Linked DNA regions of Homo sapiens: region 1 is linked to region 2. The links are chromatin loops, found by intact Hi-C in ENCODE. Cell type or tissue: PC-3. All regions are shown on one strand. Links, peaks and the distances in the headings refer to the core of each region. The heading gives the core; the rest is flanking DNA. Region 1 has its middle 7.2 kb from the start of TM4SF18-AS1. Region 2 overlaps LOC105374151 (a long non-coding RNA gene).

Evidence for each region. Peaks named below come from ENCODE experiments on the same cell type or tissue, not always from the same donor. Only the 100,000 strongest peaks of a DNase experiment are listed, where the experiment ranks them.
Region 1: it touches region 2 in a loop (4-fold over the local background); 2 of 110 quality-filtered maps call a loop at or near these places.

What each region holds. Positions count from the first base shown.
Region 1 is chr3:149,272,611-149,282,481 of GRCh38, forward strand. It overlaps the pseudogene CPHL1P. Among named protein-coding and RNA genes, the nearest start is that of TM4SF18-AS1, 7.2 kb to the right of the region's middle. In PC-3, for the core only: no CTCF peak of the experiment used is centred there; a DNase peak (open chromatin) is centred at 5,051; H3K4me3 peaks cover 558 bases; H3K27ac peaks cover 2,306 bases.
Region 2 is chr3:149,389,761-149,399,631 of GRCh38, forward strand. It overlaps LOC105374151 (a long non-coding RNA gene), which reads right to left. Exons shown (of 3, transcript XR_924574.3): 3 at 3,652-3,841. Among named protein-coding and RNA genes, the nearest start is that of TM4SF1-AS1, 17 kb to the left of the region's middle. In PC-3, for the core only: CTCF peaks have their summits at 3,782 (motif pointing right) and 3,985; a DNase peak (open chromatin) is centred at 3,801; H3K27ac peaks cover 2,390 bases.

The DNA of each region.
Region 1 (9,871 bases), core at 4,058-6,557, 120 kb before region 2:
AAATGTTCAGACTAGATAGCTAATGTTTAAGTTAAATATAATAAACACATATTCTTTATCTTGCCATTATGCAGTTGAGTTCCTTGCAATTTTGAGAAGGGCAAAAAGCTCTTCCAAAGTTGGTTTAAAAAGTTATCTCCCGGCTGGGCACGGTGGCTCACACCTTTAATCCCAGCAGTTTGGGAGACCGAGACGGGCGGATCACAAGGTCAGGAGTTCAAGACCAGCCTGGCTAATATGGTGAAACCCAGCCTCTACTAAAAATACAAAAAAAAAAAAAAGTTATCTCCCAAGGAATGTAATTTGTAATCATGAGACTATGTGTGTTTGGCATAGGAAACTGCAATTATTAAAATATTTATTGTGGAGAGATGTTTGTTCACCTAAAATTTAAACTTTGATTGTCATAGGAAGTTAAATTTGCTCATTAACTTCATAATTAATCTAGTGCTGTTGCTTTGTTGATCTTGTTTTAATGAACCAAATCAGAATTTTCAAAACTCTATATTCCCTTGCAAGTTAGAAACATATCAGCAAAACTTCCTCCTTGCAAGAATTATTAATAAACTGATGATTCTAACTGATTCACCTTAAAACATAAACACAAAAAGGTGGCAGTAATTTTGAAGGAAGATGGCCGAAGTGAAGTTTATTGGGTTTGACTACCATCTAGTGACCAACCTGAATTATTGGTTGAACTGAGGGTTGGATTTGAGATCGCCATCTAGTGCTCAGAGTCCAAGATGGCAAGTTTCCATTCTTGACTGGAAAACCAAGGTTAAGGCAGGAAAATGGAGTGCCTTGGATAGTAAAATTCCTCTAGGAGAGCAGAGGACAGCCTACCCATTCTGGTTTACTCTTTTACTGCAATGAGATTTTTTTTTAAAGTTACCTCTTTTACAAGTCAGTATTGGTCCAATAAGTCCCGAAGCTACATCTCTTGCAGTGTCTATATGGGAATGGTAAATTCTTGTCACACAATTACTGTCATTGGGGCCAGGTCCCTGATGTTCTTCTACATACCACTTGTAGGTATATTGTTTCCCTGGCTCCAGATATTCATCTTCCTTTTGCAGGCCTGTCGTATTATCAGGATAGATAGCACCTAGAAAACATATTCTGCACTGTGGTTACAGTAAATATTGGATAACACTATTTTGAATGTGACTCGGGCTTCCTCCATTATGCTACTTTGTATTTCTCAAAAAGTGTGCATTTCTCCCCACCATTTCCCAGATTCCTACCTCCCTAAATCCCCTTTAGTTGGCTTCTACCTGAATGCTCAGCTTGGCTGCAGTTTTTAGACTAAATTGGAATGAGGCAGGCAGTATATAATAGGCTATCATCACTCTTACTGATGGATTCAACAAATATTTATTTTGCACCTACCATGTGCCTAGATCTCAGATGCAGAGGTAACCTCTGGACTCCCGAGTTGCCCTCCATATTTTCTTCATTGCCAGTCAGACTTGGGACCCAGGGCATCCAAGGGTGTCCCTGTTACTTCCAAGTAGCCCACTGCAGTCCGAAGGTGGCCCATGCCGTTACTCTGAACTATTACCTCAGTTCTGACTTTGGACCGTTGCTCTCCTTTCTTTCTTCTTCTCTGGCTAAAGTGTTGCCTCAGATCCTTACCCCTCGTGGCTGGATCCTGCTAACTATGAATAAAATTCCTTTATTCAATAAAAGACTTTGAAACATGAGCAGCCTCTGATTCTCTATTCTTCTTTTGGGACCCTCCTGTTCCACACTGAACATGAAGAAATTATGACTGACTGTTTTGTACTTTCTTCCTGCCCAGCGGCCCAGCTGGAACTGGCTCCAGTCATGGTCCAGTTTCCTGAGTCTGTTTCAGTCCAGAGGATTAATTCAAGGCCTGTTTTCTAGTTCTTCTTCATGCTTCCCTGACGGAATCATCAAACCTCAGTTCAAGTTTTGAGAGTTGATTAAAAAGTAAAAAAATAAAGCAAACTCTTGTTAACATTTTTCACATTATATGTCTATAATATAGACTATTTTTCTTTTTTTTTATAGACTATATTTAAAGGGCAATAATCATTGCAAGATGGTCATGTAACATGGCAAAATAATGATGACAGATGAAAGGAATGGCATATGGGATTTCCGCTGCCCTGTATTATCATAGAGCCTCTGTTGGAAGGAGCACGTATGCTATAGGTGGTACTCTTATCAAGTTGGCCTAAAATTCCAGTTTTCTAAAGATTTATGCCAGGCCTTTTAAAAACCATATTTCAAACACTGGGAAAAAATATCTGTGTTCTACTAAAGACAATTCCAAACTCTGTTTTCCTAGCTTTCCTTGTTGTCTCCCAAAAACTCACAAAATCCTATTTGTTGGCTTTCTCTTCCCTTCCTTTTTTTTTTTTTCCAAAATCATGATGTATCTGTGACTGTAGCTGTGTAGGAGAGAAGAGTCTGCCTGGAAAGTAGTGATTTCTCTTGATACTGATATCTTCCCAGAGGGTGATCCTCATCTACTAGGAAATGGAAATGAGGTGGGGGCAGAACAGGATTTCTGCCAACCTAACATTTAGCTCATGAGTGTTTCCTACAAAACGAAACAAAAAAACACCTTTTTTTTCTTTTCTGGTGAGTAAGGGAAAAGTGTTTTATTTCCTAGGAATTGCATAAGGGCTGTCACTCAATTAAGATGAGAAACTAAAAAAGGACTGTCTTGGGTATAAACTTTAAATACATCAGAAGTAGAGTCTGCATCCACTCTAAACTCCACGTAGCTCAGAATGCTGACCAGTCCATGATTACCTGGCTTTTTCTAATGCAATGTGCTCATACTCTCCATAAGCAAAACTCAGGAAAGAGGATCTGCTTACCTTCATTTTCTTTGGAGTAGGTGAGCCCATGAGGATGATAACTATAAGCTCTTGAAGCATTATTTTTTACATGTACATAAATGAAGTCTCCAGTCTCTGCTTTAATCATTGGACCTAAAAATCCCAACCAGGATGGTTTTTCAATGATCCTTTGAAATGTATTATCAGTATCAATATTGAAAATACAAAGCCTTTTTAAAAACAAAGCTCTTCCTCGCTTGACCTCCTTGTAGAAATTCTCTATAAACAAACAAAAAAGACAGAACTTTAACAAATGTTGACTGGAAAGAAACAAAGTGTTAAATAAGCTAAATGAAAAGTCAGAAGCTCAACAGCCTAATTTTGGCAGATAAAACCCAGAGGCTGGAGAAAATGTGATGGGAGTCAAAAACAGGTATAATTGGTGAGAAGAGTGTTGAAATACTGAATGAAGAAATCAAATACAAATGTAGTAAGTAAAACATGTGGCATTTTGGTTTAAAAGACATGCCAAATTCTTTAAACTGAACTGTGTCTATGTTTCTAACCCCACTTTAAGGTTACTTTAGCATTCAAGTAGTCGATCAGTTCCCATGATTTAGGACTGTTTACACATTTAAATGGATTTGTGGATTTGTTGGTAGCATTAAGGTGTTTTGCTCTTAAACCGTGGTAAATCAGAACCCCACTCATGTCCTCTATATTTCCCTCTCTCAATTATCTGAAGAGAAAAATCGAGAAAACAGCTACACACATATCAAAAGGAAAGTGTTGTTTTATACCTTATCACGTGAACAAAATTAATGATAAACAGAATTAGCTGTGATCTGCAAAATAACGTGTCAGGAAGACAAGAGTGGCGATCATTCCAGGAAAGAGCAATTTTGGATTTGTATTACTACCTCTTTTCCATACCATGTTGGAACTAAACAAACGAAGTGGTTCTAATGGCATATGTGTCCTGCAAGTGTCAATCATGAGAAAGTTTTCATCAGCATTTCATCAATGATCAACAATTACCAACTTTTGCTTCAGATAATAACTTGTTAAATGCAAAGGATTACTTACAGGTCTTCAGAAAAAGGCTTTTCATTGAGCATATTTTTACCAGAAGGAGCATAGTTCCAAATGCTTTCTTCAATGCCTATGTAGCAGTGCCTATCTATTGCCCAACCTGGAGAACTAATAAAAAACAGAAAGGTCAATGGTAAAAGTGCCTTCATTTTCAAATTCTGAGCCTGGAGAAGTTAACTGAGTAGGGCTTGCCTACCTTTTATAATCCAGGCTTTCTTCTTTCATTTGTGTCTACTGACATACATTATCTGTCTTCATTAACATATATGTCATTTCCATTCCAAGTGGTTTTGGATTTCATTGTCAGGTGAGGTGAAATGTTGCACAACACACTGGATCGTTAGGTTGCCCATCATCCACTGTCCCTTGATAATGATTATCTATTCCTAAAATATAGGAATATTCTTCTGTCTAGTCTCCAGCCTCCACTTTCTTACTATTTAGTCCATTCTACGTACCATTCCCGGAAAATTCTTGAAATGCTACCTTTATCAAGTTTTTCTACTAGATGATAATTTAAAATTTCTTGTCATTTAAGACTTTCATTAAGTTATTCTCAAATTTCTTAGCATTTAAGACTATCCATGTAATCTAGGCCCCAATCTGGTATCTCTGATATTCCAGATTTGTCCCCAAAATTCACTTATAGGATCCCTTCCCTTTGGGGAGTTTTCTTACTAGGAACACAGTGTGAGGTGGGAGAGAATGCAGAAAACCTGGAATCAGACAGCCTGTGTTTGACTCTTAGCACTGTCAGTTATCAGCAATGTGTAATTATGTAACTTCATTTCTTCATTTATAAAATGATAATATTACCTACCAGTTAGGAAGTTGTGTAAATTCAATGACAGCCATCTTACAGAGGAGCTTGCGGACACACAAGGAAGCTGATGCATAGTCAACATTTAACAAGTGTTATTTACAGTACTTCCTGTTCCTTCGTTGTTATAATGTGCTTTCTGAATTTATCTCATCTTATTTGTGCCCATTTCCCAGTCTGATTTTGCCTCCCTCAGCCTCTCTTTTTCTCGGCTAATCCAAATTTTTCCCATTCTTCAAGGCTCAACTGAAACTTCACCTTCTCAGTGAAGACTTCCCTGACCATTTCAGCTTAGAAACATGCCCCTCTCTGAATTTACCAGCTGTGACACAGACTGTCAACAAACCACATCCTGCTTCAGACTGTTGCTTAAATTTCCATGTGGTATTTACTTTACTCCAGTAGGTTATAACTCCTACAGATTAGGATAGGAAGATTAGATAGGAAGCATTTATTCTTTCTGTTTCCTGGAGATACCAAGAAATGTTAGATTTAAATGTCAAATTTATTGAACAAATAGAGTGCCTTGGCTGAGAATACAATAAGTAAGGAAAGGAGAAGGAATGTTTATAAGCCATTGATCTGATCTGGGTATCATCATGTATTGTAATATCTATTACTATTAGGTATTGTTTGAGATTTTAGAATTGGAAAGCCACAGTGTGTTTCAAAAGTTAGACTCTAATTTAGGTTTAGAAACCCATGGTTAGAAATATTAAGACAACACAATCATATGATATATGAGTAAGACCTAGTATTTGATAACACAACAGGGTGACTATAGTCAATAATAACAAATATACATAAAATAACAAAGAATGTAATTGGATTGTTTGAAACTCAATGGATAAATGCTTGGAGGGGATGGATATCCCATTCTTCATGATATGCTTATTTCACATTGCGTGCCTGTATCAAAACATCTCATGTACCCCATAAATATAGACACCTACTATATACCCACCAAAATTTTTAAAAAATTAAAAGAACATGGTGTGTATAATTTTGTAGCTTGCTTTTATTCCTCAACTATATATCTTAGATGTCTTTTATGTCAGTACCTAGAAGTCTAGTTCTTTCATTTTAACCTCAGCATAGCTTTTCCTACCTATTTTGGATATTCTATTAATATACAAACATACTATAATTTCTTTTTTCTTTTTTTTCCTTTCTTATTTTTTTTGAGACAGAGTTTCACTCTGTCGCTCAGGCTGGAGTGCAGTGGCCCAATCTCAGCTCACTGCAACCTCTGCCTCCTGGGTTCAAGTGATTCTTGGGCCTCAGACTCTGAGTAGCTGGGATTACAGGTGTGTGCAACCACACCAGGCTAATTTTTGTGTTTTTAGTAGAGATGGGGTTTCACCATGTTGGCTAGGCTGGTCTCAAACTCCTGGCCTCAAGTGATCTGCCTACCTAGGCCTTCCAAAGTGGCAGGATTACTGGCATCAGCCACGACACCCAGCCTATTTTTCAAAACACACAAAATCAAAGTGTATTTTTCCCATGTGTACATATAGATATCAATACCTATTTAAGAAAATGCCACATACTCCAAATGTCAATACTCCAAAAAGTGTTGGAGTTTTGGATGAAGAGATCAAATATAAATGTAGCAAGTAATATATGTGGCATTTTGGTTTAAAAGACATACCAAATTCTTTGGGCTGAACCATCTATATGTTTCTAGCCTCACTTTAAGGTTACTTTAGCTCTTAAGGAGTAGATCACGTTCCATGACTTAGGATTGTTTACACAATCCTTGCCTGAGCCACCGAGTGCTTTGGCAGATTTAAAGTCACCAGCAGATCTTGGAAGGAATTCAGAAAAGCTGGGTCTCCTGGAGGGACCTTGGCAATGGGAGAAACCACCCACAGGAGAACCAAGAGAAGAGATTCACATCCCACACCTTTTGGGAAACAATTGAAAGGGCTGGCAAGAAGACCCCAGTCAAACACAATGTGTCACAAGAGAAAAGGATTATACATGGGCTCTCTGCCTCAAGGAAGAAACTCAACTGGATTCAAATAGTTGGAAGCTATAGGCCCATAAATTTAGCTCTGTATATGGAAGAACTTTAAAGCCTATCCTGTCACTGTGGCCTGGACCAGCAGCTGTAAAAGGACCCACCCACCAGGTGGGAATGGGATTCTTTAAATGAGCTTTCAAAGGTCCCTTCTTCCCAACATTCTATGACTTCTACCTCATTCTCATAGGAACATTAATTTTACCCTGGAATATGGATAGCAAAGGAGCGATTCAGCTGGCATTTTTTTTTCTACACAAGGTACCCCAAAAAGTGCAAAAAAATCTCCTATATTCAATTCAAGCAGATCTACCTCCAGTTCAACTCCACCATTTACTACCTGTGTCATGTGGGACGAGCTGCATAATCATTCTGACCCAGAGTCCTGTTATTTGTAATATAAGGGTAATAATAATTAAAGTTCATGGCTCCTGCGAGGACCTGGCCTCTACTTTGACACAGAGCAGGCACATGGAAAAAGTTAGCTCTCAGCCCACTGAGAGCTACAACGAAAATGGTAGAGCATGGTATTGGTAAATATTTGTTGTTTTGGTTCTTCTCAACAGGTGACTAGGAAAATTGGCTTCTATTTTTTTTTTCTTGTTGAAGGGTGAAGGGTCAAGCACTTTTTCCTAGGTCATGTTACATACTATTGTTTGTCAGGATGAAAATAATTGTTCCAGTCCTTTCTGTTCCTCCCTGAATAGCCCTCAGTAGATCAGCCTTTTGGTACAGCAGTGTTTAAAGTTGGTCACTATCATTTGATTATATTCTTGGTTACAGCTCAAGAACATAACTCACTTTATTTAAGTTTACTTAGCCAAACTTTGTTGAATTTAGCCTGAAGGTGTGAGGCTAAATACCTTGGAGGAAATTTAGATTCCTTCCTGGTTTTTCCATTCCAGAACTGTAAATAAGTTTAAGAAATAAATACAGCAAATAAAAATGTGCATAAGGGACTAGTGATAATAACATCTGTTTGTAAAAAACTCTGCTATATAGAAAATATTTTATAAATGAAAATTATTACCCTATGTAATTTTCCCAACAGTCTCTCCCTTACCCCTGCCCCTTCCTTACATCTGATTTGTAGATAAGAGACCAAAAACTCAAAAGGTCAAGTAACTTGCTGTAGAATGCACATTTCCAAATTGTAGTGCCAGTAGTCAGCTATAGATTACTGGATTCCAAATAAAATTTTCTGTTCTTTTCATACTACCTGTAATAGCAGTGGCTTTAATAGTTTAAGTGTGTAGACTTCTATATTACCTACAAATGCTCAGTTTTTCTCAGAGTATATGGCTCTAATTATATCTTCCAACAAAGCTGATAAATTAGATATAAATGATGTTGGGGCAAGATGGGGAGTTTAAAGACACCATGGAGGATGTCAGTCACTGTTAGATCCATTTCTATTCTTTGTATTACTTCTACCAATAACCACCATTTGTTGAAAGTCAGCTCTTCCTTAGCCCTTTTGTAAATATTAGCTCTAATTGTGCCACCAACTCTGAAAGGGAAGCTTATTAAGTTCTCTTTTATAGATAAGGAAACTGGAACTTGGAGATTTTAAACAACTAACCAAAACAACTAAATGTTATTGCCAGAATTTAAATCCAGGACTTAAAGCCTGGTGGATGCCCTACCATTAAACTCCTTGCCTTATAATCAAGGTTATTCTATGGGAAACTATATACTAGATTAGAAAAATTTGAATAAGTAGAGCAGCTAGCAGCTGGGGCAGAGAGAGTTCCACTTGGGCTGGAGCTCTGAGTCCTTCGCAGTTTAAGGCTATGCAAATTACAAGCTTTCGCAGTATGGGGTAGACTACATAAGACACTGGAGGCCTACAAAGCAAGGCACAGAAGGGAATAGTGGGAAGACACTGAACAGTAAGAAAGAGAAAAGCAGCCCCCCAACATCCAGGAGCTGTCCTGGTACTAGTGGCTAAGCTTTGCCCAACTAGGAGCTGGCCTGGCACTCACAGCTAGGCCCTGGTGTCCTCCTCCTTGGCATAAACAATCTCCCAGAACACCAACATCAGACAGCACCACTCTGTGACCCTAATGGAGCCAGAAGAAAAACAATACCACTCCAGAAAATGTCTGAATATTGTTGATGAAAAGAGTCAAACTCCGTAAAATATTTGAAGACATTTATTCTGAACCAAATATGAGTAACCATGGCCTGTGACACAACCCTTAGGAGGACCTGAGAACATGTGCCCAAGGTGGTTGGGGTGCAGCTTGGTTTTATACCATTTTACGGAGGCATGAGACATCAATCAAATACATTTAAGAAATACATTGGTTTGGTCAGAAAGGCGGGACAATGCCGAGTGGGGGCTTCCAGGCTATAAGTAAATTTAAACATTTTCTGGTTGACAATTGGTTGAATTTGTATAAAGACCTTGGATCAACAGAAAGGCAGGTCTGGGTTAAGATAAAGAATTGTGGAGACCCAAGTTATTTACAGAGGAAGCTTTTAGGTAGTAGGCTTCAGAAACAATAGGTTGTAAAAATGTTTCTTATCAGACTTAAAGTCTGTGTTGGTGTTAATGTTGAGAGGTGTAATGAGGCATGTCCAACCCCCGCTGCCCTTCAAGGCCTGAAACAGTCTCCAGGTAAAATTTTAAAAGAGCCTTGGCTGAGGAGGAAGTCCTTTCAGATGGTTGGGGGACCTTAGAATTTTATTTTTGGTTTACAGTATACATGAGAAACATGAACATTCTCCAAATCTCAAAAATAACCACACATTCCCTGACTATATTTTATGGCTCTAGCTTTGTTTTACTCTTTACCAATTATAGCTTTAGCTTTATTTCATTCTTCTTTTCTTATAGATTACATTTATTAAGATACCCAATCATAAATTTCCCCCACTTTCTCACTGCCTTTGATCCAGAGCAAAGCCCTGCTTCCTTAAACATCCCCCACAAATCACCTAACACAAACCCCAATCATACAATAAGTTCTTTTTAACACTGCTTTTTTTTTCTGAGATACCCCAAGGTTCTGTATCATGTATGTTCTCTCTCAATGCGTTAAGCAACAAACACAACTTGTTCATCTACAGATGTGTTCCTGTGGTTTAGTTGGAGTGCACTGATACTAAAGTCCATGA
Region 2 (9,871 bases), core at 2,682-5,181:
AATACCCAGCTAAACTGCCCAGTCTTGATCCACAGGAACTGTGAGATAATAATTATGTGTTGCTTTTAGCTGCTATGTGAAAATTGATTGACCGCAATACAGAAAACCAATATAGTTGTTTCTATTTTATTCTTGCCAAAGATGCCTGCAATCTTCACTTGCATCAAGATAACAAAAGTAAGGAAAGACTGAGGAAACATGCTAGGTTGAAGGAGACTGAGGACATATAACCACACAATGCAAGATACTATTTTGAATTGGATACTGGACCGGAGGGAAAACTATTGCTATTAAGGACATTACTCTGACAATTGGTAAAATTTAAAATTGGTAAAATTTAAATATGGACTGTGGGTTAGATAACAGCATTTTATAAATGTTTAATTTCCTCATTTTCATTATTATAGTATGGTGGTTATGTAGAAAATTATAAAGTGAATATGACAAGATGTTAATTTGTGAATGTAGTAAAGGGTATATGGGAGGTATTCGTACTATTCGTGCAACTTGGTAGTAAGTTTGAAGTTATTTCAACATAAAAAGAATAGTCCAGCCATGTTTATTCATACCTGTAATCCCAAGACTTTGGGAGGCCGAGGCAGGAGGATCTCTTCAGCCCAGGAGTTCGAGAATAGCCTGGGCAACACAGTGAGACATCAGGTCTACAAAAATATCAAAAAATTAGTCAGGCATTGTGGCATACACCTGTAGTCCCAGCTACTCAGGAGGCTTAGGTGGGAGGATTGCTTAAGCCCAGGAAGTCAGGGCTGCAGTGAGTTGTGATTGCACCACTTAAGCCTGGGTGACAGAGTGAAAAAATAAAAAATAAAAAAAATTTATATTGTTAGATTTTATTTTTAGAATAGTATTGGAAATCATTCAAATAGCTCTTTTGCCTCTGTGGGAACTTTAGGGACTTGGGGAGCACTAACATATAAGATACTCACCTACCAGTGTCACATAGGTATAAAGAGCATGAATGATACATAACCTTTTATCACATTATATAGGTTTTGTGTGTTGTCAGGAATTTGATGTCAAGGCTTCCCTTTATGACTAATTCTTATGTGTCATTCACCTAGAAGCAATAATCCTTGGATTGGTGTGCAGTAAATTTGGTGTGACAACAATGTTGTCATTGGTAGACCCTGATGAGACACAGTCCAGCTCTCTTTCTGGCCTGAGGCCCTTGTTCCTCCTCCTGCTGACAGCGTGCTATGAGTGTTAGCCATCCACAGCCCAGACTCTCTCAGGGACTGCCCTCTGCCTAAGGAAGCTGCGTCACCCAAGCCATGGCCCCTCCCTGAGGAGAAGCCATCTCTAACCACTGAGGAGGCGGACTATACCTGGCTTCCTTGCCTCAAGTGACAAACTCGGTAGGGCCATCCTAGCTCCACAGCTGTCTGTGGGGTTGGCCGAGGCCTCCGTTGAACTGCATCAGAGTTCATCTGCTGCCCAGCCCTGCTTCTCTCACTCCTCTCCCCTCATAGGGATGATCCTGAGGGCACTCCCTGAGAGACAACCTGCAAGCTCATCTCCACCCACAATCTGTTTCCCAGGGAAGCCCGTAGTCAGCACATGCCTTCTCCAAACCCATCAACTCACCTCCCGAACCCCAGGCTGCCCGACGACATTGCTGCTGCTTCCTATGGAATGCAGACAGGAACATTTCTGATCCATAAGGAACATGAATTTTTAAATTCCGATTAAAAAAAATCCCAACACATGTATAGGGCCTAAAAGAAATGAGTTAGTTCAACTCCCTACTGCCAAATTTGGCAAAAAAAAAAAAAAAAAAAAACCAACAAAACAAAAGGGTATTTCTCAGACCCTCTTGTGATACAATGTCCCTTTTCAGGACAAATTGATGTTTAATGATTTTGTTTACTTAAAAAAAATTTAACATATACAAAATTAGAATAATATAAAGCCCCATCGATTTCCCTCACCTGGCTCCAACAATTATCCGTGACCAATCTATCTGCTTTGATACCTCAACTATTCCCACATTATTTGAAGCATATTCCAGATATAGTATTATTTCATCTGTTTTTTAGTATCTTTAGAAGAGAATGAACACTTTGAAAAAACATAATCCTCATAGCATTATGTAAAATATTACAAATTAGTAAAACAAGTTCTTTAATATCATCAAATATCCTTTCAGTGTTGAAATTTCCAGTTGTTTCGTAAATATTATAAAAGTTGCTTTGTTTATACAGTTTGTATATCTGAATCAAAATCCAAATAAGGTCTGCGTATCATGATTGGTTGATAGTCTCTGAAGTTTCCCCTCCACCTACCTCTTTTTCTCTCCCTTTCAGTTGCTTTGTTGAAGAAAGCTGTAGAGTTTCCCGCAGTCCACAGACTGGAAACCTCTTCTATTGCTTAACACGCCAATTGGCCGTTGGACCTGGACACTTCATCAGATTCAAAGTTTTTTGGTTCTTTTTTTTTTTTCCTGTATTTGGCAAAACCACTTTTTATGTGGGATTGCGCTTTTTCATTAGGATGCACCTAAGGCCAAGTTGTTTTCCTTTTGGTAAAGCTCACAGCTGTGGGTGGCCAATGCCTGGGTATAATCATTCATTAGGAATTATGAATTTTCTCATTCTGTTTTAATTTATTAGCTGGATTACTTTTTATGAAAGGAAACTTCTCCTTGTCTATTATTTGATGACCTGGAGACTCAGTTTGCATTAAAAAGTTAGAATAGGGCCGGGTGCCCTGTAATCCCAGCACTTTGGGAGGCCAAGGTGGGCAGATCACCTGAGGTCGGGAGTTTGAGACCAGCCTGACCAACATGGAGAAACCTTGTGTCTACTAAAAATACAAAATTAGCCGGGAGTGGTGGTGCATGCCTGTAATCCCAGCTACTTGGGAGGCTGAGGCAGGAGAATTGCTTTAACCCGGGAGGAGGAGGTTGCAGTGAGCCGAGATCGCACCATTGCACTCCAGCCTAGGCAACAAGAGCAAAACTCTGTCTCAAAAAAAAAAAAAAAAGTTACAATAAATGCTAGATTCTTTGCCTGGATTTACCAATTTTTAAAATAATTTGTTAGTTCCCCATCATCTACCCAGTATGACCAATTAATTTTCATTTTGTTTAACATTAGTATGAACTTTATGCATTCATAATGTATTTCATCATAGCCATTGCAGTTATTATCTTTATTGATGCTTAAGTTGCTCTGTCTTTGGTCAGTAGAAGCCTCTTCAAGTTAGTTCATGAGTCCTTTTGCCATGGCCCTAGTCATCTTCGTACCTTTCTTGCTATGTGGTATTAATAAGAGGTGCCAGGCTCATCTTGTACATTTCCTGCCCGAGACCTGCACTCAGTCATTTCTCTAAGAAGTCCTGGTTCTTTTTGAATAGTATTTCAAAACCATCATATAGGCTCAAGGAGGAGTGCCCCGTAATTTTTTTAACTTTTATTTGAAATTTTATCATGTATATTTATTATTTTATTTATTCCACACAAATTATACATAAGTACACAGGTGAAAAAAAAGTCAAAGTAAAAAATTTTCCCACGCCTTTCCCATGCTACTTCCTCTGCCAGAGATAACTATAGTTAGCAATTTGTTGTGAATTCTTCTAGAGTTTTTCTTAGATAGTATTGTTACCTAAATAAGACTAAGGCACTTAAGATTCCAGATTATATTTTAATCTATTTGGAATATTCAAAGAAACAGAAGTCTGAGAGAAAAATATAATGGACTGCAATTTAAATCTTCTTTGGGATCAACAGCCAGAGCCTCCGCATTGCCAACTCCAGGGGGTGCTGTGTACATTCAGGTCTCTGTGACTGATGTCCCCTGGCGTTTGCAACACAGCAAACCTGCTAACAAACCAATAGTACAATGAGCAAGGGGTATGAACACACAGAAAAGAAGATGGTTCATAAATATATGAAAAGATGTTCAAATTTGCTTTTGACAAGAGAGTGCAAAATAAAACCACCAAAATATTATTTTTCATCTCTCGGATTGGCAAGGATTAAAATGCTTGTTAACATACCCTTATTCAGTGTTGGTAGAACGACTGCATTTTCAGCAGTTTGGCAATATGTATTCAATTATAAATTTATTTGCAGTTGCTAATTTAAAACACTTCTAAAAATATACCCTACACATACACTTGAGTGTTTGGGAAATGATGTATGTATAAGGCAGGGTTTCTTAACTCTAAGTAAAATTTGTCATTTCCTTTAATTATGAAAGCAAGCAGGAAACCATGATAGTATCAGCCTATGCCTTTGTTACCAATAAAATCACAGATATTTTACATCACATTACAATTGTTGCAGATATTTTGAAACAGCATTTATGCTCACTCATATTTTGAAATTACAAGAATTTGATCCACTGCTAGATCTTATTAAGTTTTAATAAATAAGTACATATATTTCTAAATAAATGTTTATATAAAGAATATTTTGATACCTATATATCAGCATAATTGGTTTCCTTTTAATCCTGAGAATTTTGCATGCACTTGAAAATATTTTATTAAGAAGAAATTAATAGGCTTCACCAGACTGCCAAAGGGGTTCATGACACAAAATAAATTAAAAATTTACAGCATCGTGTATATAATAGCAAATGATCAAAGCAACCAAAAGTGGAAACTGACCAAAAACCATTTGTACCTTGCTATAGTGAATACTCTGCAGCTGAAAAAAAAAAGGAATGAAGAATCTGCCTAATAAAATGAAACAATATCCAAGATATTTTACAGAGAGTAAAGCAGGATACAAAATAATTTATGTAGCAAGCTGCTACTTGTTTAAAAAAAATGAAAGAGAGAGTGAATATATACAAATGTCTGTTTGCTTGTATGTGCATAAAATAGCTCTGGAGGACACACAGTAAACTGATAATATTGGTGGCTTCTGGGGATGAGAACTGGGTGGTTTGGGGCTGGAGTGTTATGGAGACTTTTTCCTGATAAAACCTACAGGACCTTTAAAAATTTTGAACCTTGCAAAAGTATAATCTATTCAAAAATTAAATTTAAAAAAGGGAACACTTAAGAACTCCTTACTGGAGTCTGTACAGGAGATTCATACATAGCCCCAAGGCAACACCTGGTCGAGTCCTGTCTCTCCTCCTCTGTGGAGCCTCAGCCTGCTCTGCAGCAAGCCTTGTAGCTTCTATGCCCTCAATCTCCTATTCTGAACCCCCAATCATAACTTTCTCTCTAAGGCTTCTTTGGCTCTTGCCTTTTCCAACACCTTTAGCATTTTCTCATTAGCCTAGTCTAATGCAGAACAAGCGCACTCCAGCCCTGTCTCTCTATTTTTGCTGCACACAAATTGTTACAAGTCAACTAGGCATTGGTGGAACTGTTCTTAATGGGCAATGAAGTATGTGAATATTCACAAGTTTTTTGTTTCAAATATTTTTTATGTTTTCATAATATAATTATTTTAAAATAAAATCCTATTCATAGAATGAGGGTAAATTTTTAGTTTGTTGGTCACAAGTGGGGCCTAATCACTACTAGTTGTAAGAGGTCATAAATATTATGGGATTAGATCACTGAAATATTTCATCTTCCCAAAACTCCTCTGATAAATTTTCCACTCTTTCAAAAATGAAGCCAAGTTTCAGCACAGTACAGTGATGACCACCCTTGTCCAATACATCTTTGGCAATATAGGGTAAATTTATACTATAAAAGTAAAATATTTTGAAGAAAACGTTAATGCCAAGCCCTGAGTGATGATACTAGCATGAGTAATGATTGCCAAAATTATGCAAGTTTCAAAACAAATTTAAGCAGGGTTTATAAATATTTGTTTAGAGCCTTATAACAAATGCTGACTCTTCTTGAGATTTGTGTCAGCAGAAGGAAGCCTGCTATATTTTTGGAAAATATTTTGTTTAAAAGGTTCTTTGTATGATCAACAAAACTATAGCAAGGTCTTTCCAAAAGAATCTGCATGAACAAATAATTTAAAATTAAAATATAACCTTATTATTTTTACGGCGGACTCTGGGAAAATATCTGAGTTCTCAACAGAAACTGCCAGTTTGTTGTTGAGTGAGAGATGTGTTTTCTTTGGAGTCATGAACAGGATGAAGAAAACTGGGACAACTGCCAAGACTGGGCTTTGGGTATCTCCATGCTGCAGAACAGAACAGGGCAGCCAGTGGATGTGGTGGGGGTGGGATTTAGAGAGGAGAGGGATAAAATTTCCTGTGGCTTCTGAAGAGCTGAATAACAAGGTCAGTTATTAAGAAAGGAATAACTGGTATTTCCAGCTTCTTTTCTCATCCATGACACCTAGTACAAAAGTTTTCCCAGATTGCGTTCACAAAGGAGGGGCATGGAGGTTAAGTCTTCGGAGTTGAAGACACAGAAGCTACCCAATTTAAGGAAACATTTGATTTTCCTCAGGCTAGGAGTGGGGAGTGTGCACAGGAATCAGGCAGGTTTCTGGAAGGGCCTTGGCTTCTTCATACACGTGTGCTAGCCAGGAATTATTTTGGGATGTGCTTTAGAAGCTCAACACTTAACGCCAAGCTCACAGGAGACATTGAGATCCTGAAGGTCTCTGTGAACCTGTGTGTGGTCAAGGAGTGGACCACCCTGAGGTGCATCTCTGGTCTGGCTGGAACATATGGCCTGTCCAATGCTTTCAAACACTGGTGAGCCACCGAAGACTCTGACAAGGAACCTGCAAGCTTCTGTCACTCCAAACACTAGGAGATTTTTGGATGAACACCAAAGCCGCCAAATATTACTGAGATTGAATTTTCTACCGTCACATGAGTGAAAGTACAGAACTAATTTTTCTGTCACATTTACACACCAGAAAGTGGCACAGTGACATTCGTACCTGCTATATTGGAAGTATTTCTATGCAGTCAAGTTTAAAGTTCACCTTCCCTGGGCTACTACTGCTCCCATGCAAACACACATGCACGCACACACTTCTGTCAACATCTTAGAAGTAAGATCGGCTGGGGCTGGCTAACCTCCCTACCCTTCTTTACATACCCTTCAGTCTTCATGTTGCCTGTCTCATTTGTCTCCTTTTACTTGTTGGCCTCGTTCATTTTTCATTCAATTAATTCTGCAGAAAATCTAAAGAACCTAATATTTGCCTGTAACTCAAGGGCATAATTTCGGTCTCAAAATGGTCACGGTCTAGAGTTTGATGTTGAGTCGAGGGTAGAAGGGTATGGTGGGAGGACATGAGAGCAGTGCCTGCCCATGGAAGGAGGACAGGGGATTTTAGCAGTACAGAGGAGTAGGTAACCCAATCTGGAACAAGAGTAGGGGTCAGGTGAAAATTTTACAAGAAACTGATGACTTAGTATTAGCAGATCTTAAGTTGCAGAGAGTAAATAGGGACAAGAAGAGCATTCTAGGGAGATAGATTAGTCAGGAAAATTCATGGGGACATGAAAAATATGGTCTGCTTCCTGAACCTCAGAGTTTAGCATTGTAAAAATATAAGCTCCAGGGGGAGCAACCAAACACTCTTTCTCCCCATTCTTGTGCGGTTTCTAAACATGCTCTGCAAACTGCCCTTAATAGTCATCTAACTTATTTTTCCACCTCTCAAGAGTCTGCCCAGTGTGGATCCATGTAAGAAGCAGCAGCAAACCAAGCAAAATGATTTCTAGCAGCAAAATGAAAGACTCAACTAGACTGTTGGGAGAGTTTTATCAGACAATTCCTGAGCTTCTCCTGCTATATAGGATTAATCAATATATATTAATCAAATGCCTGGACCCTTTCATTTCTGTACCTAGATTAAGATTTGTAATATAATCGTTTTTTGAGAACAAGCATATATTAACAGATGTTACTGCAAGAAATATATTATCTCATGTGAACAGATTGAATGTATAATGTAGTGCTTGTCAGTTGAAAATAAAATTATGAAATTATTTCATGCATAATTTGATTACCTAGGCTGACAGGACACAGAGAGTTAGGTCAGGGCATGGATTTTCACATAAACACAAATGTTGTTTTCAGACTCAATGCAGAAGGTCTTCTTCAAGGTAAGATCTTATCGTTGGCTAATTCCTCCACATAGATATTCCTTCCCTTTCCACTTTATTCTGTCTTAAACTGTCATTCCTTTCAGGAAATGTCCCATGAACCAAACTCATTTTGTTTTCAGCACAACGCTAATTTTGCCAAGAATAAAAAGGGACATCATTTCTATGAATGTTTATTGCACATGTGCTATCTGTCAAGAATTCATTCAATCAAGTAAATAAATGGAAGAGATGATGAAATTAAGGAATTGTTGCCCTAACATCTCTCTTCCTTAAAAAAAAAAAAGTTTTGAAAATTTTGTTCCTAGGGAATAATTTAAGATTTTCAGTGAATGTCTTTTTAGAGCAAGTTTTTAAAACTTTTATTTGCACTGTGGACCCATGTGGTAGCAGAGTGACACCTGTACCCCTCTCAGAGTAATGTTTTTAAAGGCATAAAATAGAATACATAAGATTCTATTTGAAATAGACAATTGAAATAGAAAAATAATTATATGGAAATACAATTATCAAAATGACTCTTAAAACTTCATTATAAAATAACATATGTGTGTTTCTTAACATATTAAATAATAAGATCCAGCTACCGTATTTTGAAGTTGTGATGAGTGCAAAGGATAGTTTCAAGGTACAGTTGTGCATTGCTTGATGGTGAAGCACCATCCTGAGTACATCAGGGTACATCCTGAGAAATGTGTCATTAGGCAATTTTGTCACTGTGCAAATATCCACAAAGTGTACTTACACAAACCTATGATGATATAGCCTACTACACAACTGGATGTATAGTTTAGACTATTGTTCCTAGGCTGCAGCAAGTTACTGTACTGAATACTGTAAGAAATTGTCACACAACAGAAGGCATTTGTGTATCCAGACATAGAAAATGTACAGTAAACATATATAATCTTATGGGACCACTGTTGCATAAGCAGTCTGTAGTTAACTGGAATTTTTATGCAGTGCATTACTATATTTAAAATTATGTGATAGGAAAATATATTGTATTTATATTGGTGACATACTTATAGGAAGAGCTAATAATTGCCATGGTTTGGAGTCTAAATTCATAACTGAGAGAAATGCTAGAAGTTCAAGAAATCAAAAACAGGAATTTTTTTCTTCATCCAGGCCCATGGACTGCCTGAATTCTATCCCTGGACCCAAAGAACCCTTGTTTTCAGGGGCCCAAGATCAACATATTGACTCAATTTCTGCCATTAATATAGAGATGACCCTAATGCGATCAATTTCTTAACAAGAAGGCAAGGAGCTTCTTAATCCTTGATTATAAGATATGAGAAGGAAGAGGAGGTTTACTATTGTGTTGTCCCTCTAAGATGCTTCACTGCAAACTCATTCTGCACTCTCTCCTACCATAATCCATTCTAACTATTTCAGAATTTACTTTTTAAAAAGTTTTAACCCAGAGGCAGCCCAGAAGAATGAAACAACCATGAGCTTGACAGAGGCCTCTTAAGCCCCAGCTTCATCTCCTGCGTGACCTTGGTATGTCCCTTAACCTTGATTGTCAGTTTATTCACCATAAAACAGGTGCAATTATGCCTACGTAGCAGTGTCATAGTGATGTTTAAACATGATGACAATTATGAAAATGATTTGTAAGCTACGAAGAGCTGTGCAGTCTTTTCTATGTCTTTTTCTCACTATAGTACAGGACTATGGGATAAGAGAAAGGCAAAGCTAATGACAGTACATTAAGGAACAAGAGCCCAGGTTTGATTGGTACAGAGCATGAGAAAAGCAGAGAATATTCCCTACACACTGGAGGATCTCAGAGCTTTTTTCCCTGCTACTTCATGGCTGTATAAAAGCATTCTGCCCCA